3 separate regions of the Mus musculus genome follow, and regions 2 and 3 are each linked to region 1. Evidence: chromatin loops called from intact Hi-C (ENCODE). Cell type or tissue: left cerebral cortex. All regions are shown on one strand.

Region 1 (8,000 bases):
TCCAATCTTCTGGTTCTTCCATTATACTTTTCTTTTACACGAAGATCCCTAAGCCTTGAAGTAAGGAGTAAGATAAAAACACCTGACTCAGGACTGAGTGCTCTAAGCTCTCACTCTCTACACATTCTCCAGCTGGGGGTCTCTGTAGTAATTATCATCTACTGAAAGGTGAAACTTCTCTTATGCCCTAATTTATGAATATAGCAATATATCATTAGAAATCATTTTACTGTTGTATTTATTTAGCAGAACAATAGTAGCCCCCACCCCCAAATCATTTTCTAAGTGTAGGACTAGGAAAATGTCCCTTAAAAAGTCACATCAGTTGAGCAAACTGAAGGGTGGTAAGAAACAATACACAAACTGCCATTGCTCCAACTCTTTGCTTTGACAAAAAGTGTCCATTTTCAGCTAAACATTTTAAGAATCAGAGAAACTGTTTTTCATCTTCCTAGGGATCCTAGGGGATAGAAAAGCAGAAGAGGTTGGCAGTGTGTTGAGAGGTTATGTAAGGACTACACCACCCCTGAATTTTTCATCTTCCAATAGAGATAACCAAGTGTAATGTTATGATGATTTAAATTCAGATACTTGTCCCTTTCTGAGAAGCAGTGAGGTTAACAACTGACAAATGAGAAAATAAAAGTATCTGGGAGTGACTACAAGGAACTGTTGGTTTTTCTTCCTTGTGTGTAAAGAACATAAAACCTTCAGCTGTATGCATCCCTAGAGAAAGAGCTGATATCCCAGACTCATCCAAAGAGAGTTTCAAATAGGCTCTCTTGCTGATTGGAATAATAATTTTACCATATTTGCAAATAAATGTCTTGAGCATACATAGGCTCTTAGAATGAAAACATGCAGCTGTGAAGCAGAAGTAGTAGGGCTTGAGTTATTGAATGATTCTTTTATATGCCTAGTCTCCCTGGGTATTTTGGGGGAGTCAACTTTTATGTATTCAATAAACCAGTGCATATGTTCTATTTAAACTATTGTAGTTAATGAACAGAAAGAGAGGATTTTACTACTTCAGTTCCTGCGGTAAATATATGAAGGCAGTGAGCTACCTGCCTCTCATAGCCTCCAGTCCTGCCAGCCCTCATAACTCCATTTATACTCCTTCTATATATGCATATAGTTCAAGATACTTCTGAAATAGTAGTCTTAGATATGGCTTTTCAACATCCCTAAAAATTGAGCAATCAAAGACTGAAGCAAAGAATTGGAGCAATTGTAACTTATTATTGCTTACCACAGCTTAAGTCCTAATGATATATTTAACTCTGAAAATATCATCAAGGATGCCCCAGTAGGACTTTCAGCAAGAAACAGACCCACCAAAATCAACTCAATCATGCACATATCACAAAAATAATTACGACCATTGTCATTAATAGGAGTGAAAAACAGACGCAACAATAGTTCCTACACAGAGATCAACAATTCTGAGTTAGCTATATTATTAAGAAAAGCAATGGGTTTTCTCTGTGTTCTTGCCTTTTTTTTTTTTTTTTTCAAACTTTGGAGATGAGAGGAAGACATCTTGATTCTCAGATTTTCTAACACTTTTATCCAGCTGTGATAAATTCACCTTCTGCCAGAACATGATAGTTGAGGAGAAGCAAGAATCCACAGGGGGCAAGGACGGGCCTGCCCTCCACTCCTGTTGGTTCTCTTTAAAGACAGCCTCATGCAGAGTCGGATCTAAATAATTATACATGGAGTAAATACTATGAAAGAATTAGAAACTCCATTCTAATGAATGAATGAACTACTCTATGTATCTAATGGGACTGGAACTTTTACTGAGTACATTATGCAATTGATCCCTCAGTTCTCCCCAAATGCCTATATAACAGGTGTAACTGTCCCCTATATGTGGTTGAATTCATAGATGTAGATCTAACACATATTGATAGCAAACTGTATATTTCACCTTAAGAATGGCTGATCTTGAGTTACCTGTATGAGATCATCACAGTTGGACACATTGACCATCTCTTTAGTTGATGTTCACATCACAGATTTTCATCTTTCTCTTCTTGGCTTCTCTGTATCCTACAGGTTTTAAAAGTCACTTGCTTTTGGATGTCTCTAGAGTTCTTCCAGGCTTAGCCCTTCCACAGTTTCTCACTGCACTCATCACCACAGTCACAAAATGACGATGCTCAGCTTGTGTTCACCTTATCAAATAGAGCTAAGCTGCACATGAAGGCCCTCCTCTGCAATATTTATTGCCTTAATTCTGACTTACTTTTCATGACCTCCCATACAGACTATATTTCTAAAATCCACACTGAAGAGAGTTGGGGATATGGCTCAGTGAGTGAGGTCCTGGGTTCCATTCCCAATATATAGACATACTTTTGATAGTTAATGTGAGCTGTCATCTTGTCAGATCCAAAGTCAAGACTCCCCTTGGGGGTGGGCATCTGAGCATCACTATGAGGGATTACCTGGACTGTATTAGTTGGGCTAGGAAGACCCATTTCAGAATAGAAGACAAGAGCAGACAGCAGAAGCGTACATTCACTTGCACTCCGCTTCTGCCTATGGCTTCAGTGTTTCCCAATACCAAGTGGCTGCAGTTTGTGTATGACTTATCTTCATTTTAATCTCATTGGTAAATAACCACAGATGTGCATACCAATTTCAAAGGTTAAAACTACTTCCTAATAAAACAATGAAGCAGGCCTGTATGGTGGGACTCCACACACACAGTATTTTCACACTCAAATTTTGTAATTTGTTTTTGTTGTTGTATCAGTTTTCTTCTTGTTTCTAAGACCTCCCACCACCACTATTGTTGTTATTATTAATAATTATTATTATTAATGTCATTAAAGCCAATTGTGGCTCTAGCACCAGAAGATGAACATACATTTAGGCTGAGCTGCTCCCCTGTAATAATCAAGAAAGTATGAAATAACGTCTCTGGCATCCTATCATTAAAACAGTTAAGTTCTCTAGGTATTCAATTTAGGAGCAAGGCTCACTGATACATTTCTTAAGGAACAAATAGCTTTCTTGCAAGAAATGTAGCTGGATATACATCAGGCTTAGGGAAAGAAAAACCCTGAAAAATAAGGCCCAGCAATTGTGATTCCAGTTAACATAGAGGGCACTACTGCCCCCTTGTGCCTCAACATGACATTAAACCATAAAGAATGTTCCAGGGCAACTGTCACCTGAGCTGCAGAGAGCCCTGTGAAGAGTTCTGTTGCTGATGGCTGAAATTAACTAGGCCTGGCATCATGTAGCACTCTCATCTGGAGGCAGGGCACAATAACATACCTGCAGAATGACTTTCTTTGTAATGCAATCTTCTGACCCTCTTGCAAATTGTTTCTTCAGAATCATGAAGAACCACCAGGAGAAAGCAAATGAAAATAAAAGTTTCTCAAGTCATTACAATAGGCAGAATGTATGCATCAGGATAAACACGAATTTGACATACAGCCAATCTTCAGAGTCCCAGGGCTGCTCCAGGAAACCCCAGCTTGCAGCTGGTAATAAGAGAAGAGAGACTAAAGAAACACAGGAATACATGTGCACCCAACACACATGTATGCACATTTGCCATGTATTGTCTCACAAATGAGCACATGCATATGCAGACATAAAAAGCTAGCTTTTCCACAGTCTTCTGCCCAGTAAGTTTCAGAATATTAGTTTCTTAGATCTTTGTGTGTATGTGTTCAATATGCAAGAATGAAATAGGCTGAAGGAAGCCTCTTGGCAGGTATGGATCTGCCTGCTGATTTGTCCCTGCAGCCCCAGGTCCAGATAAGTGGAATAACTGTCTAACAAATAACAACTTATTCTTGTTTTAGTGAATTCATGGGTTTCAAAGGCAGTGTGATAAAATTATCCAATGTTTTTTTTTTTTGGCTTTCATAGTTACAATTAATGTTTATGAAAAAACTCAGTTAAATTTAAATTTCTGTTCTCCAACTCCAGTTCAAATCTCAGGCCCCTGATTAAACCTCTGCTTAACAATGGCAAAGTTCCTTAACCTATACTGAGCTCATTTGTTGCAAACCATGTGGGAAAATATCTGCCTCCTCTACCTGTTATGAGGATTTAATGAGAACACGACATCTTCTCCACTGCCTGGCCCAGTGCCCAGCAAACCATGGGCAATCATTAAAAGTTAGTTTTCTTCATCTGGCCCAGCCCCTACCCTCCCTCAAGTCTTCTTTGGTTATACTTCAGGTGTTTCAAACTCTGAATCTACCCAAAACAATTCAACTGTTTCTATCCATCTATTTGATAATCACTGATGGAAAAACCATTACCAAACTTATTTCAAAACATGAACTCATTTTTTGTCTTCATATTCTGTTATGTGATGCAATAAAATTGCAAGAAGATTATAGCTTCGGTTAGGATGATTTTTTTACAACCGGAAGTGGAGAATCATTCAATAGCATTGTCATAGCCAGTGAGGAATGTGTCTAAGCTCATATTAGAAGTTCATCAAAGACAGGTCTAATGAAGTTAGCAAGGATTCAGAAGTAGCTCGTGTGCTAGAAGGCAAAAGTTCAACTTTGAGGAAACAAATGTTTGCAAAACCACCCAACTACACCTTCCTATTCATATGAATATCAGCCTCAGGATATTTTACTCATTTTGATGGAAACACTCCAATTTTTCTGTTGAGACTTTTTAAAAAAAAATTTTTTTTATCTTTTCATCTTTTTTAATTTATTTTTTATTAGGTATTTTCCTCGTTTACACTTTCAATGCTATCCCAAAAGTCCCCCATACCCACCCACCCCCAATCCCCTACCCACCCACTCCCCCTTTTTGGCCCTGGGGTTCCCCTGTACTGGGGCATACAAAGTTTGCAAGTCCAATGGGCCTCTCTTTCCAGTGATGGCCGACTAGACCATCTTTTGATACATATGCAGCTAGAGACAAGAGCTCTGGGGGACTGGTTAGTTCATATTGTTGTTCCACCTATAGGGTTGCAGATCCCTTTAGCTCCTTGGGTAATTTCTCTAGCTCCTCCATTGGGGGCCCTGTGGTCCATACAATAGCTGACTGTGATCATCTACTTCTGTGTTTCCTAGGCCTCGGCATATTCTCACAAGAGACAGCTATATCTGGGTCCTTTCAGCAAAATCTTGCTAGTATATGCAATGGTGTCAGCGTTTGGAAGCTGATTATGGGATGGATCCCTGCATATGGCAATCACTAGATGGTCCATCCTTTCGTCACAGCTCCATACTTTGTCTCTGTAACTCCTTCCATGGGTGTTTTGTTCCCATTTCCAAGAAGGGGCAAAGTGTGCATTCATTCACATATGCGCATCTGCACACAGCATGTGGAAACCAGAAATAGATGGACATCATCACTCATATGCGATCCCTCTCCACTTTCTACTTTTTTTTCGTTTTATGCTTTTTTGTTTTTTTGCTTTTCGAGACGGGTTTTTCCGTATACACCTGGCTGTCCTGTAACTCACTCTGTAGACCAGGCTGGCCTAGAACTCAGAAATTCGCCTGCCTCTGCCTCCCAAGTGCTGGGATTAAAGGCGTGCGCCACCACGCCCGGCTTCTGCTTCTTTTTTTTTTTTTCTTTCCATTTTTTAATAGGTATTTAGCTCATTTACATTTCCAATGCTATACCAAAAGTCCCCCATACCCACCCACCCCCACTCCCCTACCCACCCACTCCCCCTTTTTGGCCCTGGCATTCCCCTGTTCTGGGGCATATAAAGTTTGTGTGTCCAATGGGCCTCTCTTTCCAGTGATGGCCGACTAGGCCATCTTTTGATACATATGCAGCTAGAGTCAAGAGCTCCGGGGTACTGGTTAGTTCATAATGTTGATCCACCTATAGGGTTGCAGATCCCTTTAGCTCCTTGGGTACTTTCTCTAGCTCCTCCATTGGGAGCCCTGTGATCCATCCATTAGCTGACTGTGGGTATCCACTTCTGTGTTTGCTAGGCCCCGGTATAGTCTCACAAGAGACAGCTACATCTGGGTCCTTTTGATAAAATCTTGCTAGTGTATGCAATGGTGTCAGCGTTTGGATGCTGATTATGGGGTGGATCCCTGGATAAGGCAGTCTCTACATGGTCCATCCTTTCATCTTAGCTCCAATCTTTGTCTCTGTAACTCCTTCCAAGGGTGTTTTGTTCCCACTTCTAAGGAGGGGCATGTGTCCACACTTCAGTCTTCATTTTTCTTGAGTTTCATGTGTTTAGGAAATTGTATCTTATATATTGGGTAGCCTAGGTTTTGGGCTAATATCCACTAATCAGTGAGTACATATTGTGTGAGGTCCTTTGTGAATGTGTTACCTCACTCAGGATGATGCCCTCCAGGTCCATCCATTTGGCTAGGAATTTCATAAATTCATTCTTTTTAATAGCTGAGTAGTACTCCATTGTGTAGATGTACCACATTTTCTGTATCTATTCCTCTGTTGAGGGGCATCTGGGTTCTTTCCAGCTTCTGGCTATTATAAATAAGGCTGCTATGAACATAGTGAAGCATGTGTCCTTCTTACCAGTTGGGGCATCTTCTGGATATATGCCCAGGAGAGGTATTGCTGGATCCTCCGGTAGTACTATGTCCAATTTTCTGAGGAACCGACAGACTGATTTCCAGAGTGGTTGTACAAGCTTGCAATCCCACCAACAATGGAGGAGTGTTCCTCTTTCTCCACATCCTCGCCAGCATCTGCTGTCACCTGAGTTTTTGATCTTAGCCATTCTGACTGGTGTGAGGTGGAATCTCAGGGTTGTTTTGATTTGCATTTCCCTGATGATTAAGGATGTTGAACATTTTTTCAGGTGCTTCTCTGCCATTCGGTATTCCTCAGGTGAGAATTCTTTGTTCAGTTCTGAGCCCCATTTTTTAATGGGGTTATTTGATTTTCTGAAGTCCACCTTCTTGAGTTCTTTATATATGTTGGATATTACTGCCGCCTTCCAGGTCACCCCTTCTTACAATCCTTCCTCCATCCCCCCTTCCTCTACTCCTCTGGGCAGGTGGCTTCCCCCAGGGTATCCATCCACCGTGGCACACCAAGACTCTGTGAAGCTAGGCACATCCTCTCCCACTGAGGTCAGAAAAGGCAGCCCAGCTAAAAGAACATATGCCACACAAAGGCAACAGATTTTGGGATAGTTTCCACTCCAGTTGTTCGGGACCCACATGAAAACCAAGCTGCACATCTGCTACATATGTACAGGGAGCCCTAAGTTCAGCCCATGTGTGTCCTTTTCTTGGTGGTTTGGCGTTTTCATTTCTGGGAGCCCCAAGGGTCTAGGTTAGTTGACTCTGGTCTTCCTATGAAGATTCTATCCCCTTCTGTGCCCACAATTCTTCCTCCTATTCTTCCATAAGAATCCCCAAGTTCCATTCACCTTTGGATGGGTGTCTGCATCTGTCTGAGACAGACTGGTTGGAGCCTCTCAGAGGACAACTATGTTAGACTCCTGTTTACAAGCATAATAGAGTATCATTAACAGTGTCAGAGATTGATGCTTGCCCATGGGATGGGTATCAAGTTGGGCCAGTTATTGGTTGGCCAGTCCCTCAGTCTCTGCTCCATCCCCACTCTCTGTACTTCTTATAGACAGGATGAATTTTTTCAGGTCAAAAGTTTTGCGGGTAAAACTTTTTTTGTTGGTGTCCCTATTGCTCCACTGGAGTTCCTGTGAATTTTTATTCTATTGATCTTGTTTCAGTATTACTAGGTTGATGTCATGCCAACCTGAAAGTGATTTCAAATAATAAGATCTGCATAATGATCTCGGTGGCGGCAATAAGTAAATAAACACGGGATACACCGCAGCATATGGAGTCCTATTCATAGCTTTTGCAAACTGAATAAATCTTGCCATCACTTCCTAGCCCTTAAAACCCTGAGTGACAGCCTTCCCTGAGTCTTCATTCTCTTCAAGCCTCCTGTAAAGCAGCAGGCCTGTAAGAAGTAAACTATTTGTTAACATTGCCTCTGTCCTCTGATACGTTTATAAACAT
Region 2 (8,000 bases), 290 kb before region 1:
GACAGTGTCTATAAATATTAGGAGGAGGGAAGAGTATCCAAGGGGAGTTGTTTACATTCAAGCACCAATAGTGATGAAGTTAAAATCTAAGATAAAATACCTAACTAGCAATTCCTGTACAAAGAATAACAGGTATGGAGAGATGACAACATGCTAGGCCTACTGCAGGATAGAATATCTTTTCTTACCTGAACAATAGAGGGCCTTTTAGATGCACGCAAAGACTTAGGACTTTACACTCATGCCTCCATCTAGGCTTCCTTCTGTCATGATAATTTGCTTTTCAATAAAGAACTGAACTTTTTCTATTCTAAATTATCAGGAGTACTTTGCAACTTACTTTTTGTCTATGGACACTACTCCTATGTCAGGACCTTGTATTCTCAAGCATAAAATGAGAAGATAGTCCAGAAATGCCCCATTCCTCTTGAATAAATTGGAAACACAACAAGGGCAATAATTGTTTCCTGCTAAGTTTTCTTCACTATAGGAAAAGTTAGTTCTTCATAAATGTTCAATGACCAAGTGTTCAACTTTGTTTTTTCCATGAGCTATGGGATTTGCTTTTAGACAGCTTCATCTGAGTTCTACCTTTGAGCTATGCTGTTGTAGAAAAATCATTTGTTCTTAGAGCCTGTTTCCAGAACACTCAATAGATAGTCTCTAGTTAGCTATTCTCACTATGAAAACTCACTATGATTTCTTACATGTGTTAGTCCATGAAAAAGAAATCATCTAGCCCATTAAAACACTTAGCTGATTCATTATCTTCATGTGTGTTAGCTCTATAAGACCAGTGAGAACTTTCTACATGGCCATAATCAACTATATAAAGTATTTTGGCTACATTTTGGGATGTTTCAAACCACAAAAGACTATATTTAGCCATTAGAGTCTTTGATGTTATATTTGTATTGATTAAAAGTGATGGGCAACTGAGATTGACCAAGATTGGAGAGTTTACATGCTCTTCTGCTGAAGGTAACCTTAGGGTATTTATAAATTTAGCAGTCTTGATGATAAAAGGGAGCCCCATAATTGTCTTGATAGATAGAGCTGCCTTCAAATCATCAAAATGGTATTGGTTATATTATAGCTTCTACCATATAGACAATCATAGAGGGCTGTCTCGTTAATGGAGGAAATGAAGTATAAACATATTATAATTAACATATTTGTGTTAAATATTCCTTTAAAATGTCCATGTTAAGAAACATAATGGGCTGGGGAATGGGGAAGAATACCATTAATCCTAGCACTTGGGAGGTAGAAGGAGGCAGAACTCTGTGAGTTCAAGGTCAACCTGGTCAACAGAGTGAGTTCCAGAACAGTATGGCTACACAGAGCAACCCTGATCTGAAAAGAAAGAAAAGAAAGGAAAGAAGGAAGGAAGAAAGGAAGGAAGGAAGGAAGGAAGGAAGGAAGGAAGGAAGGAAACAAGGAAGGAAGGAAGGAAACAAGGAAGGAAGGAAAGAAGGAAAGGAAGAAAGAAAAGAAGGAAGGAAGGAAGAAAAGAAAAAAAGAAAAAAGAAAGAAAGAGAGAGAGAAGAAAGAGAAGAAAAGAAGGAAGGAAGACAGAGTGAAAAGAGAAGAGGAGAGGAAAGAGAAGGGGGGAGGGGAGGGAAGGAGAGGAGAGGAGAGGAAAGGAAAATATAATGAGTGGCATTCCCCTCTTGACTCTTAAAAGATGATAATGGAGCCAACTAATGTTGGGATGTGGGAGTTTTCTAAGTTGATCACAGAAAAATCCACAAATTCACAGTCCAAAATAACCTAGCTATATTCCAATAACCTGAAGCATGACAAACAGCTTGGAGAACTATTGTCCGGCTTTTGTGTCCGCCAGCAAGAAAGACGCAACAAACCGGAATCTTCTGCGGCAAAAGCTTTATTGCTTACATCTTCAGGAGCAAGAGCAAAAATGGCAAAACCCCGTCCCTTTTAAGGAGAATTATCCTCCGCCTAGGACGTGTCGCTCCCTGATTGGCTGCAGCCCATTGGCCGAGTTGTCGTCACGGGGAAGGCAGAGTACATGGAGTGAAGAACTACCCTTGGCACATGCGCAGATTATTTGTTTACCATTTAGAACACAGGATGTCAGCGCCATCTTGTAATGGCGAATGTGAGGGCGGCTCCCCACAGAGAACAGAGTTACCTAACAATCCCAAAGTTCTTCCATTCCTCAGACCTTTTGAATTACAGTATCTAGGAAGAGGCTTAAAAATAGGTTTTAATGTGCCCTAATACACATTGAACTTTAAGACTCACTGTTTATTCTTTTACTTCCATTCTCTGTAGTTTCTTTTTTTTTAATTAGGTATTTTCTTCATTTACATTTCCAATGCTATCCCAAAAGTCCCCCATACCCTCTCCCCCACTCCTCTACCCATCCACTCCCACTTCTTGGCCCTGGCGTTCCCCTGTACTGAGGCATATAAAGTTTGCAAGACCGATGGGCCTCTCTTTCCAATGATGGCCGACTAGGCCATCTTCTGAAAATGCAGCTAGAGACACGAGCTCTGGGGGGTACTGGGTAGTTCATATTGTTGTTCCACCTATAGGGTTGCAGACCCCTTTAGTTCCTTGGGTACTTTCTCTAGCTCCTCCATTGGGGGCCCTGTGACCCATCCAATAGCTGACTGTTAGCATCCACTTCTGTGTTTGCAAGCCCTGGCATAGTCTCACAAGAGACAGCTATATCAGCACCATGAAGTGCAGCTCACAGCTCCACTGGAGCAAATGATGGGAGTCAGACCTTGTAAGCCCATAACTCCTAATGGAGCTTATGATGGTTTCTAAACAGCCTGTTTGATTTCCTGTGCCCAAATCTAACCACTTTCTCTATGCCTTTGTCCTCTTCCTCAGTCATTTGGAGTTTTCAGGATGTAGTGGAATAAGGTTGAGATTATGTGGATGAGCTCATGCTCATGAGAGCAAATATAAGTAAATAAAAGCTCCTGCCCTCAGACCAACTGGGGGCAAGCTTTGCTGTCAGTACTAAATCAGCTCAATTTCAAAGTGACTCCTTATAGAGCAGTCTTGAAAATCATTATGTTAAGAGTCTGTAGTTTTCTAAACATGGAGTACCACAAAGTGCCCTATAACAGGTACATCTTGTTGCTGTGATGAAATACCATAACTAACCAGACAACACTGATGAAATAAAGGCTTTATTTAGGCTTATATTTCCATAGACAAAGTCTATAATGGTGGGGAAAACATGGCAGCAGGAAACCAGAGCAGGAAGCTCTCCAATCACATCTCAACCAAACAGAAAAGCAGAGATGAATGAGAGTGGGGCAAGGCTGGGAACACTCACATGTGTTCCAGTGACATACTGACTCCAGCAAGACTGCACTTATAAGTTCCATAACCCCACAAACAGTGCTATCAGTTAGGGGGCCAAGAATGAAAATATTAAAAATATGAGAGATGTTCTCATGCAAACTACCACAGTCTCTTCATTGGTCTTAGCCCAGATCAATAATAAACTCAGAACACTGGGAATGAGGTGGAAAGAGCAATGGAGGAGGAGGAACAGAAGTGGGGAGAGAAGGGGAAAGATCAAGCCCATTCCATTAAAATACAAAATTATAAGGAGTAAACAGCACAGAATGCTATACCCTGCAAGGTTCTGACATCGTGTCATTCAAACCACTATTTTAGTACTCCCGGCTCTGTGTATTTCCTACTGTGGAATTGATTTTCCAAGAACACCTTCAGTATCCTGCCATCCTTTCTGTGGTATGAAGGGTTAAAAATTATTTTCAAAAAAATTATTTTCATAGTAAGTCTAAGTCCTTATTTGCTTTCTATTTTCTTTTTCCCTTAACAAGTACATAATAAAGTTTCCAGAGGTTTTATATGATATGAAAATTAAATAAAGCAAGCAAATATGAAAATATAGCTACTTCATTAAGCCAGGAAGAAAAGGTATATTCTCAATGCCCAAGCAGTGGTCTCACTTTTTTAAGGAAATATAGGTTTTTTTTTTTATAATTATATCAAATGTTCTTGTATTGGTAACCTTGTGTGCTATAAAACAAACCAAAGATATTAAAAGTACCAAAAACCAAATTTGTATATCTTAGCTCGAGAAATGAGAAGCCTGGGATCAGTGGTCTGGAATTATTCAATTCTTGAGGCCTACCTCCTTGAAGGGCTTCCTCGCTGTTGACTGAAATAGACTGTTCTTACAAAGGAATATGGAGAAAGATCGAAAGATGAAAACCTAGTATCCACATATTCATTTTAGGGTCCAGGTTATCTCACTTAGAATGATTACCCACAGCTCCTTCTGCACTCACTACTTCCATACCTGCATGATCTTTGCATCTAAATATTATCCCACAGTTTTATTATCCATTCATCAGATAATGGGCATATAAGGTTTTTCCATTTCCTGGCTATTGTGAGTATGGGAATATGCCCAGGAATGATCTCACTAGAGCATATATTAGTTCTATTTTTGACTTTTGGAGGAACTTTGATTCTAATTTTCATAGTGTTTATAGTATTTTCAGTTAAAACAATAGTAAGTGTTCCCCTTTAATCACATCTAAGCCACAGTTTATAATGCTCTCTCAGATACAATAAGTTATCAAATAAAAGTCTGATGTCAGGATGTCTTGGTCCCTGTTATTATAGCCCAAGCAAACTTTAACCCAGGCATGCCTTTTTATTTTTATTTGAATGAAAGGATTTGAATGGATGTTAACATCTAAGGCTCCTGACCAAGTTGCTAAAGTCTAGAATCAGAAGACAAATACCTGTAACATTCTTTTCTAAGAACCATTGAGATTCTTAGGGAATCCCTAGAATTGGGATGGGAATATTGGAAAGCCTGGGATAGTTTTTGATCTTGCCTCCGAAGGACTCCCACCCATCATGCTCTTCCTTGAGTTCACACTGTTTCTTCTCTGTGCTTCTATACTGCAAAGCATTGTTGGCACATGGACTCACAACACTTAATTAAAAAACACACAACTCTAACACCTTTTAGTAATTAATTTACCCTGACTTTAATTTCATTTGCTTCTCACTTTCTGACTTCTAACTAAACCTGCTAATTACTTGCTGCTAATTCTGTTGCATTCTCCTACAAAGAAAGAAACAAATGTTACAAATACCAGGTTGGAATACAGAGAGTGACAATTCAATGAAGAAACCAGTTTCCATGAAAAAGTAATACAAGTTAGTTAGCAGGTTAAAAAATAAAATGAGTGTGATAAACAGAGTAGGTACTAAGCTATATTTCCAACCCTATCTATATATTTTTTAATTTATATATTTGATTTGAATAAGAAAAAAATGACCTCAGAGTAGAACAACATGGCTCCCTCCCAAAAGGCAGGCCCATTTGGTCAAATATTTTCAGTGTAAATTACTCTGTGCTTTCCACAGAATGGGCTCTGTTCACAAAACTGGGTGAAGTAGACTGAGCTGGTCATTTAGAGAATCCATTTGATGTTACCCACCCACAACCCCTGGGGAATAGTATTTTCTCATTGGCTTGTTGTCTACTCAAGATATATCAGTTTCAATAGAATCAATATCATAATCTTCTGAGTAACCAATTAAATATTGCAATTGTATGTCATAGAAATTTCTTCAGCATAAATCTTAATAATGCAAAAGAAAATATGATGTGTTTAATGTATTAACTTTTCCATTTTCTCACATATGACATAATGCTTAGTAGGTTAATCTGTAGAACAATGTTCTCAAGTTAGTTTAGTAGAATCACTTAAGGAGATGGTTTTTAAAATACCCCTGTGTATACCATATCTTACTTCCACACATCAGAAACTTTGGTATAAGAAGCCAATCTCTATACAAAGTTAACAATTTTTTACAACAAGCTGCCTGGTTTTCAATCATATTCACATCTTCTCACATCTCTGACCTTCAGCTTCCATCCCTGTAAAATGTTCACTGCAGTACCACCTACTTCAATGACCTTGAATAAAGTAAATGTAGGTAAATCATGAAAATCATAATATTGTATCTAAAGTATGGGAAGATATCTGTTTGTTTTACTGTTATTTTAGCTTATAATAGTATTATTTCTATTATCATTGAAACACATTGTACAGCACAAGTAATGAAATATAAGAAAATTAATTGTGGTTTATACATCCATTCAAATAAAATAAGTACTCAAAGAAAGAGAAGAAAATCAAATGGTATTAATCAGCCACCAAACCCAGACATTATTGCACAATGCCAGAAAGATTTTGCTGAAGGGACCCTGGTATAGCTGTCTCATATGAGGCTATGCCAGTGCCTGGCAAATACAGAAGTGGATGCTCACAGTCATCTATAAGATGGAACACAGGGCCCCCATTGGAGAAGCTAGAAAGAGCACTGAACGAGCTGAAGGGATCTGCAACCCTATAGGTGGAACAACAATATGAACTAATCAGTACCCCCAGAGCTCGTGTCTCTAGCTGCATATGTAGCAGAAGATGGCCTAGTCAGCCATCAATGGGAAGAGAGGCCCTTTGGACTTGCAAACTTTATATGCCCCAGTACAGGGGAATGCCAGGGCCAAGAAGTAGGAGTGGGTGGGTAGGAGAGCAGGGCCTGAGAGAGGGTATAGGGAACTTTCGGGATAGCATTTGAAATGCATATAAAGAAAATATCTAATAAAAATAAATAGATAAATAAAGAAGTAAATAAATAAAGAAAAAAGAAAATCAAATGGTATCAGATGTTGAGGGGTTTTGTTTTTGTTTTTGTTTTGAATGGGCATATTGTTTATGAAAAAGCTCTCTGTGGTCAGAAAATAGTTTCCTGGTAGTATTTATTGGAAGTAGTATTCAACAATGAATTGTAAGTTATAGTAGGAAAAGTATTGGGAATGATAATCTAAATATGGGATAGAAATAGAAAGGCTAATAGAATAGAAGTAAATTTGCAAAAGATGATTTATAAGAGAAGACACAAATCAGGGAAAAGATGTCCTAAAGAGTCATATTCTTTACTACCTCTAGCAGAAACCATAAGATAGGATCATATCATTATTATAAAAGTAGACCACTGCCCCTGCCTTCCAAAATTTAATGCATTCCTTAAATATATGGATGTACAAATGAACATGTAAGCAAACCAAAGAAAGCCAGAGCAGAGCAAATGCTTGTGAAAGTAAAATCCAAATCAGTTTTGTATTCTCAGGCATATATGCTGCCAGTTCAGGGACAAGTCGGGGATCATGGCACGAGAAGCTTAAGCCCTCTTTCGGAAAATCTTTAAAATTTTACTTATTTTATATAGGTAGACTTTTAGTCACCATTAAGGGTGGGGGAGACCCTTGTTTCTGGCTCACTGAGTTCCTGAGGAGTCTGCCGCTAACGTTGTAAAGGAAAAGGAAGAGAAAAAGAGTGAAGCTTCCTCAAACTCCTCTCTCTCGCTGTTACCTTAGTTCTGAGCAACTCCGGCTACAACCCTAATAATTGATGGGATATATTTTGAAGACAGTTGGTTACATAGGTGTTCTTAAGAAAACAAAGTATTACTATTTGTTAAGCATGATTATTGGACAACTTATATTCATTTTCTAAGGTTCTGGTATAGCTTATTCCACTCTAAGAGAAAATAAAATTGGTTGTAAAATATTTTTGCCACTCATTAGCAGCATCTCAAAAATAGCATCAGCAAGTTTCTTTACTTTCTGATATCCTATTTATTCCCAAACGTTAAAAATCCAATTTACTATTATTGATCTGTTTTTCAGTGGAGCACAGAAATCTTTTGGATTAGGTGTTTAAGCTTTGCTTGGTCTAGCTTTATGATTAAATTCCTCCTAAAGCTGAATTGATCAACATTTTAATAAGTATTGTTGAACTATGTATTTATATTTGATCCTCCTTTTTATTATTTTGAGGTTGCTTAAACCAATATAAAATTTATTGATAATTTGTGGGAATATTGTGTTATATATGAAATTATTTTATTTAATGAACAAAAGTACTTTAATCTGGAGGTAATTTTTTGAATTT
Region 3 (8,000 bases), 920 kb before region 1:
CTTCTCTTATATCTCTTTAGGCAGTAATTTTACATGGAAAGGTGTGTGTGTGTGTGTGTGTGTGTGTGTGTGTTTCTTTATTTAAATAAATGTTCATGTTTTCCAGCAGGTGGCAGCACCAAACAAACCGAGTTTCAGAAGTAGCAGCAGAAGACAGGGCCATCTCAGAGCCTTTTGGGAAGCCTTTTCCTGGGTGTGTGGGATGTTGTGTGACCATAACAAAGGGACACATGGTCTTATCATTGTTTTTTGCTGAAATGCAGTGAGATCCAGAGTCAAACAACACAGCCTACTGCTTGTTAGGGATGTCTAGAACTTCTCAGAGGGAAAACAGAATTTCAATTTTCTTCAAACTGACGTGCTGAACATTAATTGTGGATATGAAAGCGATTATTTGTTAATTAAAATGCCTGCCAATTAAAAAAATCTTGTCTTCAAAGTTATTTTAAATGTCCTTTTAGGTAGCCTAAGTATTTTACTTAAGTATTCTCTAGAATCTGATTGATTGATTGATTATATATGTACATGTATGTGAATATTTTGACTACCCATATTTGTATTAGTTATATTTTTGTGCACCTGTACCTTTGATGGCCCTGGAGTTCTGTAAAGGACATCAGACGAATTGGAACTGGAGTTAAAGATGTTTGCGGGCTGCCATGTTGGTGCTGGGAACACAGATTCTCTGTAAGAACAAGGACTCAACCACGGATCCATCTCTCTAGTCCCTTCAGTGTCCTTTTAATCACAAATGATAAATTCAGGGAGTCATAAAAAGTGTTTTCTTTTCCTTTTGGTTTTGCTTTTTTTTTTTAAAAGTGTGGGTTTTAGTAAATACTGTGACACACATACATACAGAAACATCTTTAGTGGGGAACGGAGATGTTAGATTATAGCGCAGTATCAATTTAGCCAGTGATTGTGTGGGTGGAGGTTTGTAACTGCTTCCTAACCAAGTAAGACATTCACATCTATTTCTCTTTGAGGAATGACAGGTGTAATGTGAGCAATTGTTTGCACGTTTCATCCTCTCTAGGAATCACTTTTGGATTAGGAAGAATGACATTTCTTTTAACGTAATTAGATTAAAATTTTTTTTATAAAACTAAAAACAATTATATTGGTTTTTTCCTCCTAATTTTCTTCCCTCCAGCCCTTCCCATGAATCCTTTTCCTTTACTCTTTATCAAACTCATGGCTTTGCTTTCTTTAATTGTTGTTACATTTTTCTGTCTTCTTTAAGGAGCATTTCTTTTTTAAAAAAAGTTTTTACTACATATTTCCTTTTTTACATTTTAAATGTTATCCCCATTCCTGGTTTCCCCTCCAAAAAGCCCCTATCCCATCCGCCCTCCCCCTGCTCATCAACTCACCCACTCCTGCTTCCTGTCCCTGGCAGTCCCCTATACTGGGGCATAGAAGCTTCACAGGACCAAGAGCTCAGGAGCATTTATTATGTTATTTTCTTTTGTAGTCTCCCTGAACTGAACTGAACAAATACTGAATTAATATGTCTGATGTAAATTCAGTTCATTTAGAATTTACTCATAGTCTCATAGTTGATAACTTGCCTCTATTACATCAAATCACCTTTTCAATTAGACTTTGAACTTACACATTTTGTTTATGACATGAAAAAAAAAACAGTGATGACATATATTTCAGGATATATAGTATTTTATTATTTGCTCTCATGACTAACTTGTAAAGTTTTTAACAAATGTATTTTGAAATAAAAGCAAGTGGTGACCAGATGGGCTAATAAAAATTCAGGACTACAAAGCCTCAAAGTATTGTATAGTTGGCGATTAGGCCAGCTGCCTGTCATGTACTGTGCTAAGCCATTGGCCTCTCTCCTTCCCTTGTCTACTTTGCTCCCAGTTCCATCTCCCTGCATTCTATCTGGTGATGTCTCCTATCCACAGCCTCAGAGAAATCCACACAATATCCCTAGGGAGTCTGGCTCTGACCCCTCTTTGGGACTCCTATCAGGAGGTCCGGTGCTCTTACTGGGGTCATGCAGCACTAATTGGTCTCTCCCTTGCAGTGACATCTCTTTGTTTCTTTGGTGACATGTCTTTGCTCACTGGGCTGCAGGGACATGGGCCTTCTCAGTCTTTCATGACGCAAATTTCTGGTAGAATTTTCACATGTCTTCCTTAGATCGTCTCAGATGTTGCTGCAGAGATCCCACGGCTGCTTCCAATCGCAGGAGCTCTGACCACTTGCTCTGCCTTTTCTCTTTATTGCAAATCTCATTGGCTGATAAGTCATCAAAAATACAGTTGTACTTTTGCCTCTTTCACCAGAATTTTGTCCACAAGAGGGCAGAGCTTTTTTTTAAAATTGTTGTTTTGTTTCTTATTCATTTTTAAATGATTATTATCATATTGTAATACCTAGAGTAGTATCTTGTATGTAATAGATGGAAAATGTTTTTTTTTAATTTACACGATTAAGCAGACTGATAAATAAAAACCATACTTCATGCATTCTGGTCTATAGGTTAATATAGCAAGGTAAAGAATGGTTACCTAAAGCCTATGGTTCACAGAGTTGTGATAACGATGTAAGTCCATTCATGATTCCTGCTAGATCTCCACTTTATGAAGATAAGAGAGCTTATTCTTTCCATTTGTTATTCAGGAAGTGAGACAATTCAGGTTTGGTTCACAACTTAGATGGTAAGAGGGTTTTCTGCAGAAATCGTTGTATTTAGCCTGTGTATCTTTGTTTGTTTGGCTTTTGTTTGGTTTTTCGAGACAGGGTTTCTCTGTGTAGCCCTGGCTGTCCCAGAACTCACTATGTAGACCAAGCTGGCCTCAACATCAGAAATCCACCTGCCTCTGCCTCCCAAGTGCTGGGATTAAAGACGTGCACCACCACTGCCCGGCTTCTGTGTATCTTTTAAAAAATTATGGGGATGTGAGAAATTATGACTTGTGATTTGAGAATTTTTGTTGTTGTTGCTGACCGCTTTGACAAATTTGCTTTAGACCAACAGCAATAGTAATAGAGGTAAGTTGAGTAATAGGAGGACAGAGGTTAGAACCTATGAATCGGAGGTCTAAAGACTTATGCCTGAGTCCCTGATGAGCCTCTTACAATTGAAGTGAAAATTTTGGTAAGTAATATGAACTCTTTGTGCCTTAGTTTTCCTTGTGCTATAACTGAAACTGCCTTAAGTATTTTTATGGAGGCATTGAGAATGGAGACTGGCAAGTCCTGCACTCTCTTATAGAGAGTGGATTGCCTTGGAATAAGCTATGCAGAACTCAGTGAGCACTGTAATAGTTTGATTTTTCTGTTGCTCTGACAAAACTGCTCAAATTGAAATCAACTTGGGGAGAAAAATTGTAATTTGGTTCTAGAGGAATAGAGTTCGTCGTAGTGGGAAAGGCATAGCAATGGGTTGGCATGCTAGCAGGGGCAGAAAACAGAGAGACCACAGCCCGGCCCAGGTGGTGGTATCCTTCCCCAAGCAAGGCTTCCTCTTCTGAAGCCTTCACAATGTTCCCAATCAGCATCTGGGGATCAAGTGCTATATAGGCCCTGTAGCATCATTTCTCATTCACACCACAATAACATGAAGTCCTTTGCTTCAAAAATAATAAAGATGATAAATCCAGTGTTTTGTTTACTGCCTGCTTATTATCTGACAGCTGTCTGAGTGCCAGATCATATGCCTCCTTTAGCCATTGTGGTGTGCATAATCTAGGGATCCTCAACACAGAGCTGGACTAGAGGAAAATTTTGATCCCTGTCAACTGCTGTGTTGACTCCTTATCGCCACAAGATGTCGCTGTTGCAGATGACATGTTTCTATTGCAATGGCTTGCTAACATTGCTGTTTTTCTATCCAGTTTCCTGCAGTCATACAGGGCCAGAGCTCTGATCCATCTGTCTGTCTGTCTGTCTGTCTGTGTTTCATCTGCAAGGTCACTTTCAGATGTCAGGCCCTTCCTAGGGAGCAAGTCCCCTCTGCAGACCGAGAGGCTCTGGCTCTAGCTTGTCCACCTTCTCCAAAAGGTCCAACTCTACAAAGAAAAACCAAAGAACTCAAGAAGGCAGGCACATTAGCATGTGCAGACACTGCTGCCTTCTCTCGGGGCACTGTCTCTAGTGAGAGAAGCAAGGGGTTTATAGAATAAACCTCCAAAGCAAACTTCTTCCCCTGCCTCTTGCATTGCCTTGCCACCATCCTGTCAATGATTGTTGAGGTTAGAGAAAGCCAGGTCTTTTCCAGTCCCAAGAAGCACAAGGGTCAGCAGACAAGCAAGGTGACAGTGTTGCAAGTTCTCTGAGACTTGCAAAAGTGCAAAAGGGAGAAGAGGCTCACAAACAGCCCAGGCCTTCCAGGCTGTGATCCACAAACTATTGCTAGTTCTAAGTAGCAAAGGTACCATTGGTGTGTGTGTGTGTGTGTGTGTGTGTGTGTGTGTGTGTGTGTGTGAGAGAGAGAGAGAGAGAGAGAGAGAGAGAGAGAGAGAGAGAGAGAGAAAGAGAGAGAGAGAGATCATATATATGTATGCATCATGTCCAGATAATCATCACAGCCTCTGGATACCAGTAGGACATAGTTTTTATAAATAATTCACTGAAAGCCGATGCCTTAGTGCCATGCTGTGTGGCCCAGGGCTCTGGTGTTTCTACTTTCTTTCTGTGAAATTCTAACTCATTTGGGAACTTACTGAACTGTTCTTATGCCTAAGTTGCATATTCTGCACGTCGACTGGCACTCTATCTTGCCAGCTTTAGATATTTGCTTTTTCTTTCTTGTCTCCTTATAGTCAGAACTTGTCTTCCTGGCTGGAATTATAGCTGTGTGCCTACACTTGCAAGTCTGCTTCCTCTCTGCACTGCGCACAGAGTAAATTGACTCAAACAGTTTATGTGCTATATCAAGCCATTAGAGAACGTGCTTGCATATTGTGCATATATACTTTCCATTTCTAAAGGGCTGCGGAGCTTGGGTGGCAGTTGAAGCAACCTCTTACTCCCTTTCCTCTGCCTGTCCTGCCTTTAACTACGGAATCACACTGTTCATTACTAAAATGCATAATCACATTTAGGGCAAATGATCTAATTGCATAAATTTTCTCCTGATCTGGAGTTCCTGGCACTCAAGACATTTCCTAGCAAGCCTATTATAACTCACAGGATGCTTCTAAATTCTGTGTATTGGCTCAGGGCTCTTTCTTCAAACCATGAAAAGGCAAACGTGGTGATCTTAGTTTTAGGTAAGTCAGCATTGTTTTTCTTCTGTTTGCCACCCCTGTAAGGAAGGAGCCTCCTTCCCAGACTGAGATGAGAAAGTCAGCACCAACTTACAGAAGGAGCAGCCTGCTTATGTCCTTTCATTATCAGAACATGGCAGTTTAGTTTGCACAACTCTGTTTTGCTGAGAAAATTTAGATTTAGAGGGCAGAACTGACTTGTCTAAGACTAATAAGGTCATGAGAACGCTCCATACCTGACCACTAGGCCACTACCACAATCAAGGACTACTCTTACTCCCATATGACACTAGAAATGGACAATTTGCTTTTTTAAAATTTTATTTTATTTAGAGGGACTGAGAGTTGATGCATACCTTTGAAGTTAACTGTCAATTTTCAGAAGCCTATGGAATAATGTTCAATGGTCCTACTTGAAAATTGTTGACTGGTTCTTTTTATTCAGTACAAAGTAAAAAGGAAATAATTATGCAAACTTCATTACGGGAAAAAGCAAAACGACCAGCAGTCCATTTTAGTCTCTGTGTCTAATGAGTGCCCGCTGGCATGTACTATTGTGTTAGAAGAATGCACAGCTATGGGCATTGTTTATTGTGTTGCATAGGCAACAAGCATAGTTTAAATGTGATAACAGAAATAGGCATATAATTTGGGCAATGTTCTTTTTATTTGTGTGACCTCAAAACCAATTCTGGAATTGTTATTCAGTGACCTGTACTGCTCATTGACAACACCGTCTGAGAATTTCAACAAGGAAATTAGATTGAGTGTACATCATTCCGTTTATTCTAGAAGCAATTGTTGAATGAGCACTGTCCTAATGGTGCACTTAGACACTATCCTATCAATTCTTGTCGGCCCATCTCATGGATCCTTCCCTTCCAATTTCATTTCTTCCACCTTTTCCCCAGTTCCATGGTATTCTCCTTTACTGCATCACTCTAATGTGGATAGAGACTATGAGCATTCATTCAAAAATAGAGAACTCATATTGGGAGTCTTTGGGTTCCTGGCAGTCACTAACAAGAATGAGTTGATGTATAAATACTGCTCACTAGAATCTAACTTTGTTTATGAAGTTTAGCTTTAATGCTCCAAAACAAACAAGTAAAGAAACAAACAAGCAAACAAATAACAAAAAGGTAATATCCTTACTGGCTTATAGCAGGACAATGCACACACTTTTATCTTCATGTTGAAATAATTAAAAGCAGAAATTTTTATTCAAGAATCACTGTTTTGCTGGAAGTTAGCTAGTTATACTGGGTTGATAAGTGTTTTAGGCACTAGAGGTGAGTAAGGCATAAAAAGCAACATGTAGAATGTGTAACTATAATGGGCCATGAACAACATAAATATAATAAGAAAGTAATTTGTTTAGTTACATAATTATTGCTTAATGCATAAATAACTAATAAACACAAAAATACTCCAAGAGAAACACATAATAAGAAATGAAAATAATTTATAATAATCCATTCTTCACCTTTCCCCAATAGGGTAGTCACAGGTCACATGTGGCTAATGAGCACTTGAAATGCAGCTGACTCTCATTGAGAAGTGCCATAAATAAAACATACCCTCTAGTTCTCCAAAAGCTAAGTGCTAACATGTGTACAACATCTTAGCATTTTTATGTTGATTATTTGTTAACATAACATTTTGGGCATATTGAATGGAATAAAACGTGTTACAAAATTTGGGGTTGTTTTCTTTGTCTAATCTGCACATTCAGCTTTGCAGGCAACATTTATCGAAGAGGTCAACCTTTCTCCACCATGGTGCCCTTGTCAAGGACTTGCTGTGTGTGTGGAGATGTATAGATTTATGGTTGAGAAATCCTTGCTTTTTGTGGTCTTTCTGTTATCTGTAGTTCAGACCATGCTGTCTTGATCAGCTCTGTCTTATGTCTTGAGAGCAGTTGTTATTATGCCTCCTGCTTTGTCATCCCTGCTCATAGTTCCTTAAGTTGGTCAGAGCCTTTCATGTTTATATATGAATTTTAGGTATCTATTAAATTTCCCTGGAAAGGCCATTGGGCTTTTGATTGTAGATCATTGTAGGGTATATTGAATTTATAAATATTCTCTAAAATATGGACATTAAAACAATATTATTTATTCCAAACAATGAAATTTCCATCTTTCTATGCGTGTCTTCTTTAACCAGTTTCATCAATAACTTAAGATTTTGTTTTGTAGCTATCTGACTACACTGATGAAATTTATTCCTAAGTGTTTTATTTGATTACAGCTGTTACAAATGGGATTGCATAGGTTCATTTTTATAGGTTTAGTTTGTTTATCCTTTGAGCCACTCAACTTACTACTTCTGATTTTCATGAAGTCACCAGTGTACCATATATATTTTCATAGGGTTGTAATTACACATCAAGTGAATAAGGAGTAGAAAGGATAACTTTGCCTTTCTGTTGTGTCTCTAGAGGCCATTAAGTTATTTCTAGTTTGAAAAGTAAGCAATGAAAGCAATGCGTTTTCCCTTAACCAATAGAATCTCTTCTCTCTTCTTCCCTTGGAATGAATATAAAATATATAAAAAATAAATTAAGATTACAATTTTCATTAAAGGGTAAGCTCAATTTTAATTTTATGGGGTATTATTTTTAGGGGTTTTGAACTTTAATTTCTTTTTAGCTAAAACAATTGATTATTTTTACTGGGGGAGGTGAATACATGCCAGCGTACAGTGGGGGTCAGAGGACAATGCTGCGGAGTTAGTTCCTTCCTTCCATTTTTACGTGGG

What was found. Peaks named below come from ENCODE experiments on the same cell type or tissue, not always from the same donor. Only the 100,000 strongest peaks of a DNase experiment are listed, where the experiment ranks them.
Region 2: it touches region 1 in a loop (3-fold over the local background); 16 of 42 quality-filtered maps call a loop at or near these places.
Region 3: a loop joins it to region 1, with 4 times the contacts of the local background. A loop is called at or near these places in 2 of 42 quality-filtered maps.

What each region holds. Positions count from the first base shown.
Region 1 is chr5:48,425,802-48,433,801 of GRCm38, reverse strand. The region is part of intron 3 of Kcnip4 (Kv channel interacting protein 4); the gene reads left to right. Gm52772 (a long non-coding RNA gene) reads right to left here and starts at 3,862. Exons shown (of 3, transcript XR_003955741.1): 1 at 3,295-3,862; 2 at 1-54. In left cerebral cortex, a CTCF peak has its summit at 3,138 (motif pointing left); a DNase peak (open chromatin) is centred at 3,135.
Region 2 is chr5:48,720,790-48,728,789 of GRCm38, reverse strand. All of the region lies in intron 1 of Kcnip4 (Kv channel interacting protein 4), which reads left to right. Among named protein-coding and RNA genes, the nearest start is that of Gm52772, 290 kb to the right of the region's middle. In left cerebral cortex, no CTCF peak of the experiment used is centred here; no DNase peak of the experiment used is centred here.
Region 3 is chr5:49,346,569-49,354,568 of GRCm38, reverse strand. The region is part of intron 1 of Kcnip4 (Kv channel interacting protein 4); the gene reads left to right. Among named protein-coding and RNA genes, the nearest start is that of Kcnip4, 170 kb to the left of the region's middle. In left cerebral cortex, CTCF peaks have their summits at 99 (motif pointing right), 2,314 (motif pointing right) and 3,782 (motif pointing right); DNase peaks (open chromatin) are centred at 3,796 and 4,813; H3K27ac peaks cover 443 bases.